Regions from separate parts of the Homo sapiens genome. Here region 1 is linked to region 2. The links are chromatin contacts, found by Hi-C or POLR2A ChIA-PET in ENCODE. All regions are on one chromosome and are shown on one strand. Each heading gives the region's core, a stretch centred on a gene start or an enhancer-like site at or near the end of the contact. The rest is flanking DNA. Distances are from core to core; before and after follow the strand shown. Region 1 holds the start of CPNE1 (copine 1). Region 2 overlaps ITCH (itchy E3 ubiquitin protein ligase).

Region 1 (3,966 bases), core at 1,152-3,651, 1.3 Mb before region 2:
GGGCGTGGTGTCACGCACCTGTAGTCCCAGCTACTTGGGAGGCTGAGGCAGGAGAATTGCTTGAACCTGGAGGTGGAGGTTGCAGTTAGCTGAGATTGTGCCACTGCACTCCAGCCTAGATGACAGAGTGAGACTCTGTCTCAAAAAAAAAAAAAAAAAACAACAAAAGAAAACTATGGTACATTTGTCAAAACTTAGAGGTTAACATTGGTATATTAGTATTAATGAAACGTGATTTTCTAAAATTATTAAAGATTTTTTTATAGAGACTGGGCCTGTGTTGCTCAGGCTGGTCTTGAAGCAATCCTCTTGCCTCTTGGCCTCCCAAAATGCTGGGATTACAGGTGTGAGGCACTATGCCCGGCCTAAACTTCAGATTTTATTCAGCTTTCACCAGTTTTCCTGTCTTTTTTCTGTTCCAGGATCCAACCCTGGATGCTACATTGCATTTAGTAGGTTTTGTTTTTAATGGACTATGTTTTACCTACACAGAGCAAACCTATAAAAACCTATAAAGCATAGGTTTAGTTTAACAGTGTGGCCTGGTTTTCCAACTTGCTGTTTTTGGCATACTGGGCTAGCACCAGTCCAGTCTGCCATAGAAATCCCGAAAGGTTGTTGGAATTGTGATAATTTCAACCTTTTTTTTCTTTTTTTTAAGTGATAGGGTCTTGCTCTTGTTACCTGAGCTAAAGTGCAGTGATGCAATCATAGCTCACTGCAGCCTCGGACTCCTGGGCTCAAGGGATCCTCCTGCCTCTAACTCCCGAGTAGCTAGGACTACAGACTTAAGCCACCACATCCAGCTTTTAATTAGCAGGGGCATGAAGTTCGGGGGGCTAGGCCCAAAGCGGCTTGAGAACAGCTTTCTTTTTTTTTTTTTTTGAGATGTAGTCTCGCTCTCCTGATGGTCTCCATCCCCTGACCTCGTGATCCTCCCACCTCGGCTTCCCAAAGTGCTGGGATTACAGGCGTAAGCCACCACGCCCAGCCAGAGAATAGCTTTTTCTATAATAAAATAATACTATAGTGAAGCCGTGGAGGGGTCACGATGGATTTAATTTTTTTTTTTTTTTTGAGACGGAATCTTGCTCTGTCGCCTAGGCTGGAGTGCTATGGCGTTATCTTGGCTCACTGTAACCGCCACCTCCCGGATTCAGGCGATTCTCCTGCCTCAGCCACCCTGGTAGCTGGGACCACAGGCGCCAGCCAGCACGCCCAGCTAATGTTTGTATTTTTAGTAGAGACGAGGTTTCGCCATGTTGGCCATGCTGGTCTTGAACCCCTGACCTCAGGTAATCCGCCCGCCTCGGCTTCCCAAAATGCTGGGATTACAGGCGTGAGCCACTGCGCCCTGCCCTAGATTAAAACTCTTTTTTTGTTTTTTTTTCTGAGACGAAGTTTCGCTTTTGTCATCCAGGGTGGAGTGCAATGGCGCCATCTGGGCTCACTGCAACCTCCACCTCCCGGGTTCAAGCGATTCTCCTGCCTCAGCCTCCCAAGTAGCTGGGACCACAAGCACCGCCACCACACCCAGCTAGTTTTTGTATTTTTAGTAGAGGCTGGGTTTTGCCTTGTTGGCCAGACCGGTCTCGAACTCCTGACCTCATGATCCGCCCTTCTCGGACTCCCAAAGTGCTGGGATTATAGGCGTGAGCCACCGCGCTCGGCCTGTATAAACTTTTTTTTTTTTTTTTTTTTTTTTTGAGATGGAGTCTTGCTCTTTCGCCCAGGCCGGAGTGCAGTGGCGCAATCTCGGCTCACTGCAAGCTCCGCCTCCCAGGTTCACGCTATTCTCCTGCCTCAGCCTCCCGAGTAGCTGGGACTACAGGTGCCCGCCACCACGCCCGGCTAATTTTTTGTATTTTTTAGAAGAGACGGGGTTTCACCGTGTTAGCCAGGATGGTCTCGATCTCCCGACCTCGTGATCCGCCCGCCTCGGCCTCCCAAAGTGCTGGGATTACAGGCGTGAGCCACCGCGCCCGGCCCCCGGCCTGTATAAACTCTTAAATGGGAAAAAAGAATCAGGTTTTGGCTGTTTTGTCAGGATATAATAACTAGCCACCACGTTGTGGTCCATTTAATCCTCAAAAAACTTAGAGGTAAGCACAATTCGCTCCTTCCGCGGAAACTGGAAGACGTGAAGCAATTTGCACAGTCTTGCAGTGAAGGGCCAAGCTAGACACTCATACCCAGCCCACCCGCCAGGGCCACTAGCCCAAGGTCGGTCCTGTGCGCCAACAGTCGCAAGCAGGGACTGAATATCCCCCTCTTAGCACAAAACCCAGTAACTTCCGGGAGATCGCCCGAGACCGTCAGCGCGCTTGCGCGGCCCCTTGACGTCAACCACGCCGTTCCTCCCCCTTCTGGAACGCGGAGCCGCTGAGCGGGCCGACGGCCATTTTGTGAAGCGGCGAAGGAGGTGGTGGCTGCGTTGGGCTCCGGGAAGCCGTTCGGGCTGGGGCTGTCGGCCGCGGGGCGGAGGCACTCGCGCGGGGGGTAATTCGGGGTCTGGGTTCTGGTGCCGCGCAGCTTTCCCCGGTAAGACTCCCGCAGCCCCTGAACGGGTGGGGCTGTGCGGGGCTCGTGGTGCCCCTTGGTGGCCCGGGGCGGGGCCTTCGGAGGCCTTCGAGCCCGCGGCAACTAGCGCCCCACACAAAGGGTCGAGGCAGGGCTGCAGGGGGAGTGGGATGCCACTTAGGCCTCTGAGATCTGAGAGGATGCAAGGAGGACGCAAGAGGATGAGCCTGCGTACCGAAGTGGGGACGAGGCCATAGCGAGGACTCCCCCGTGGTCTGAGAGGGGGCAGGCCAGAGCTGGCTGGCTCAGCGGCCTGCGAGCTAACGGGGACTGCAGTAAAAACACGCCTACATCCCGAGTACGGAGGATTTCTTGTCTCCCCCAGTGAAGCAGAGGTTATAACTACATCTCTGTGCCTGGAGGTGGGGAGATAATCGTAGTGAGGACACTCCTTCAACCCGAAATGGAAAGGAGGCCTTTGTGGCCTACCAGCAAAAGGGGACCCAGGTCACACCTGTGGGGAGGAAGCTGTAGTCGGTACACTCCTGTGAGTTCAGAAAGGAAGTGTCACAACCGGCCGCCTTCGTGGCCTGAAGGTGGAGGGGTTTGCAGTGAAATGCCTCCGAGGTCCATTGCTGGGGAGGGGCTTTACTCGAGGGTGTAGCAGTTTTGAGAAGCCGGCGTCTGAAGCTAGGAGGTGAGGGGGTGGGGTGAGTACGCCTCCTGAGGCTCTGAGAATTGTAGTAAGATGCCAGGCCTTTGGTCCCCCAGTAGGGAAGGGGCTGCTGTGAGCAGCACATTTACGGCTCCCTCGGGAGAGGATCCTGTGGCATTTCAGGAGGACGAGATCCAGTGGGCTGCGGAGGGTGGGTGCTTTTGATGGAGAGTTAATTGAGTTTCTCTGAAGCTTGGCTGCATTAGTTTGCAGCCACGTGAATTGGGTGGTGGGAGGGACTTTGAGGATCTACAGGTTAGTGACGGGGTTGGACGCCAGTGCAGCAGGCTTAGCTGCTAGGTTGTAAACGTACGGGCTTTTTGTGTGCCTCCAACGTGTGCTTTATAGTGACAAATCTGAGGGGCTCTTGTGAGGGTTACTCAGTATTAAGTGCTAAACATTTACTCATCTGCGTGGTGTCATGCTGAGAATTGCAGACTTTAAGAGATTTCTGGGCCCTAAAACCCTCCTTGGCTCCAGGATTCTCAGAGATAACCTAATATAAATTGAAGAAGTTGGTAGGGACCGTTTTATATTATTCAATAATAGAGTCAGTATAACCCACTGGAAAAAAGTGTGATGGCAACTGAAGGTTTGTTGAAGGGAGAGGCTAGGCTTGTGACTGCAGTATTTTAGAGCTTCTTGCTTGAATGGTTTGAAATGGTGTAATTTTTGCAAAATGCAGTCTTAGCAACAAGAATTGTCTGGGACCTTGTTAACTAGTGTATATT
Region 2 (4,039 bases), core at 1,041-3,540:
TTATATTCTAATTAAAGTATTTATGATGAAAAACAGGCTGATGTGACAGAAAATGACTTGGTAGTAAGGAAGGCCTTTGAGAAGACTTTTAAGCAACCATCCAAATGACAAGGAGCCAGCCATGGGAAGACTGGAGGTGGGAATAAGACAGCATTCCAGAGAGAGGCAAATGAGTATGGCATATCTGAGGGAAAGTATAGCAAGCACAGGAAGGAATGGTAAATGAAGGGAGATAAGCTTTGTATGGGAGCTTTATAAACCAAGATAAAGAATCTGCAGCTGGGCGCAGCGGCTCACATCTGTAATCCCAGCACTTTGGGAGACTGAGGCGGGTGGATCACCTGAGGTCATGAGTTTAAGACCAGCCTGGCCAACATGGCGAAACCTCGTCTCTACTAAAAAATTTCAAAACTTAGCCAGGTGTGGTGGCAGGCGCCTGTAATCCCAGCTACTCAGGAGGCTGAGGCAGGAGAATTGCTTGAACCCGGGAGGTGGAGGTTGCAGTGAGCCGAGATTATGCCACTGCACTCCAGCCTGGGCGACAGAGTGAGCCTACGTATCAAAAATAATAATAATAATGATAATTTAGATTTTATTCTGTGTGTTGGAAAGCCAATGGAAGAATAAGAACTACAAACTAAGATTTTTTTTTTAACATCTCATATTATCTAAGGAAGAGCTTCCTATGTTGTGCATCTTGAGATACAAACTCCTTAGCCTTCACCTTTTAGTTACCTTTGCCATAAAATAGCTTTGTCCAGGCCCCTTACAGGGTATAACAAGTAGAAATCTAGCAAAGCACCCCATGATTTCCATAGGTGGCAAGTCATTGCTCCCTCATAGATGAGGTAACTACAACCAAGGAAGTACCCACCACCCAGGTTATCTACTCCACCACCCAGGTTATCTACTGTAGCAGCAAAGTTCAGAGAATGCTAATGCTCATCAAAGTTAAGGAACCCTTGGAGTTGTCAGAGGAGTTTATATAGTAACTACTTAAGAAGCTTAATATAGCCGGGTGCGGTGGCTCACGCCTGTAATCCCAGCACTTTGGGAGACTGAGACGGGCGGATCACGAGGTCAGGAGATCGAGACCATCCTGGCTAACATGGTGAAACCCTGTCTCTACTAAAAATACAAAAAATTAGCCGGGCGTGGTGGCGAGCGCCTGTAGTCCCAGCTACTCGGGAGGCTGAGGCAGGAGAATGGTGTGAACCTGGGAGGCGGAGATTGCAGTGAGCCGCGATTGCGCCACTGCACTCCAGCCTGGGTGACAGAGCAAGACTCCATCTCGAAAAAAAAAAAAAAAAGAAGCAGCAGCTTAATATATAGTCCAAAGTCTGGATATCTAAGCAGGCATAGTCCCAGGTGGTGGCCCTGAAACTCTGACTTTACATATATCAAATACTTCCATCCTTTTAGGCTTATGTGCCTTTTTGCTGGCATTCAAGCTAGCCACAGAATGACTGACTGAAGAAAAAGAAGAGTTGCAAGAGAAGGCTAGACAAATAGACAAGATCAAGCATGGTGGTTCACACTTGTAATCCCAGCACTTTGGGAGGCTGAGGCAGGAAGATCACTTGAGGCCCAGGAGTTTGAACAAAGCCTGGTCAACATAGTGAGACCCCCGTCTCTACAAAAGATAATTTTAAAAATTAGCCAGGCATGATGGCGTGCACCTGTAGTCCCAGCTGCTGGGGGGAGGCTGAGGCAGGAGGATCGCTTAAGCCTGGGAGGTCAAGGCTGCAGTGAGCTGTGATTGCACCACTGCAATCCAGCCTGGGCAACAGAGCAAAACTGTCTTTTAAAAAAAAAAAAAAATTGTTTCAGATGCCAGATGCTGAGACATCTAAGTGGAAACATGAAATAGAAAGTCTTTTTCAGAATAAAAAATATTCAAGTGGGGACCAGAGCTATCTCTGATTAAAATGTAATAGGCCGGGCACGTAATACCAGCACTTTGGGAGACCCAGGCGGGAGGATCACTTGAGCCCAGGAGTTTAAGACCAGCCTGGACAACACAGTGAGACCTCATCTCTATTAAAAAATAAAAAATAAAAAAAAAGTACTATTAAATCAAAGCTCTAGTGCTTAATATAGAGCCAAATTTAATCACAGGATTACACAGAAAAACATAAAATTTCTACTTTTAATACATTTCTGGTCTAAGAAAAGGTGAAATAGCCCAAACAATTATACATACACTCATTATATTTCAGGGCCTCTTGTGGCACTCTGAAACTGATTAAACCTAGAACAAAGAGCAACGCAAGGCTGACAGGAAGGAAATGATCTGCCCCTGTTGGGGCTTTCTAGGATTCAAACTTTTTTTTTTTTTTGAGATAGGAGTTTCGCTCTTGTTGCCCAGGCTAGAGTGCAATGGCACAATCTTAGCTCATTGCAACCTCCGCCTGCCGGGTTCAAGCGATTCTCCTGCCTCAGCCTCCCAAGCAGCTGGGGTTATAGGCACGCGCCGCCACACCCAGCTAATGTTTGTATTTTTAGTAGAAACGGGGTTTCACCATGTTGGTCAGGCTGGTGTCAAACTCCTGACCTCAGGTGATCCACTTGCCTCGGCCCCTCAAAGTGTTGGAATTACAGGCGTGAGCCACTGTGCCCAGCTGGATTCAAATTTGTGAAAGCAATTTTGCTACATAATCCTACCAAACCCCACTGAAACCTTTTTTTTTTTTTTTTTTTTTTTGAGACAGGGTCTGGTTCTGTCACCCAGGCTGGAGAATAGTGGCACAATCTCAGGTCACTGCAACCACCTCTACCTCCTGGGCTCAAGCCATCCTCCCATCTCAGCCTCCCAAGTGGCTGGGACTACAGGTGCGTGCCACCACATCCAGGAAATTTTTGTATTTTTTTTCTGGTAGAGACAAGCTTTTGACATGTTGCCCAAGTTGGTCTTGTACTCCTGGGCTCAAGAGATCCACTTACCTAGGCCTACCAAAGTGGTGGAATTACAGGCATGAGCCACCAGGCCTGGCCTAACAAACTTTACATGGGGGTGGAGGAGCACCAATTTTAGTATTTACCATGTGCCTGCACGTAAATGTCATTTCAATATCAATACCTATTCTGCGAAACAGGTATTACTGTCCTAATTTTTACACATAAAAAGAGAAGCGGCCGAACGTGGTGGCTCACACCTGTAATCCCAGCACTTTGGAAGTCTCAGTCAAAAGGATCAACGGGGGTCAGGAGCCAGCTTGACAAACATGGTGAAACCCTGTCTCTACTAAAAATACAAAAATTAGCCAGACATGGTGGCAGGCGCCTGTAATCCCAGCTACTCAGGAGGCTGAGGCAGGAGAATCACTGCAACCCGGGAGGCAGAGGTTGTAGTGAGCTGAGATCATGCCATTGCACTCCAGCCTGGGTGACAAGGGTGAAACTCCATCTCAAAAAAAAAAAAAAAAAAAAAGACAGAAGCTCTGTGAAATTTAAAAATTTGCCCAAGGGTCACACTGCAAAACCTGGACAGGAGAAATTATTTCAGTATTCAAATCTCAAAGTCTAGATTGAACAAAACCTTGTGTTATAGTCATAATATTACAAATATAAAATAAATCAATGTACTACTTTCTGAAAACTAAAGTCCCACAGTAAATTAAACAAAAAAATAAAAAACTATACATTATAAACCGGAAGAAAAAGGACCAGAAAAATGTCAGTCTCATCTGACACCTGGGCTACTATGAGAGGCCTCTAAACAACTGTTTTTACTCTCACTTCTCCAATCCAACCCCTCACAGCCACCAGAATTATTTTCCTAGAATAGATGTGATCATGTCATTAATGTCATTACTTAAATGATTCTTTATTGCCTGAAAAATGAAGTTTAAACTCTTATGGGGCATTTTACCTTGCTTAGTATGCAGCTATAACTTACCCTTCCAGCCTCCTACTAAAACAAATCTTACCAAAGTTCTATATTCTAGCCACCCTTAGTTATTTGCTGTTCCTCACATGGGCCATGTACTTTCATTCCTCTAAACATGCTGCTCCCTCTACTGAGAATGATCCTTTTTTC

Evidence for each region. Hi-C counts contacts between places; a loop is a spot of excess contacts on that map. ChIA-PET counts read pairs that join two places held with the same protein, here RNA polymerase II (POLR2A). Pooled maps may share reads with other maps.
Region 1: a loop to region 2 is called in a pooled map, with 2.0 times the contacts of the local background. The contact joins the promoter of CPNE1 here to the enhancer-like site in region 2. A Hi-C loop is called at or near these places in 1 of 50 pooled maps. POLR2A ChIA-PET finds 5 or more read pairs at or near these places in 2 of 52 experiments (OCI-LY7 and activated B cell).

Annotation. Positions count from the first base shown.
Region 1 is chr20:35,663,335-35,667,300 of GRCh38, reverse strand. CPNE1 (copine 1) reads left to right here and starts at 2,401. Exons shown (of 16, transcript NM_152925.3): 1 at 2,401-2,541. It overlaps RBM12 (RNA binding motif protein 12), which reads left to right and starts at 2,401. Exons shown (of 3, transcript NM_006047.6): 1 at 2,401-2,541. RefSeq lists enhancers at 2,433-2,482, 2,064-2,568, 2,753-2,862, 3,183-3,232, 3,073-3,578 and 1 more and a silencer at 2,540-2,834.
Region 2 is chr20:34,403,807-34,407,845 of GRCh38, reverse strand. All of the region lies in intron 3 of ITCH (itchy E3 ubiquitin protein ligase), which reads right to left. Among named protein-coding and RNA genes, the nearest start is that of ITCH, 43 kb to the right of the region's middle. Within about 2 kb of position 2,290, at least 6 of the 41 ENCODE cell types and tissues checked have a DNase peak (open chromatin) inside an H3K27ac peak, as active enhancers do; they include OCI-LY7, where a contact is called at or near this core.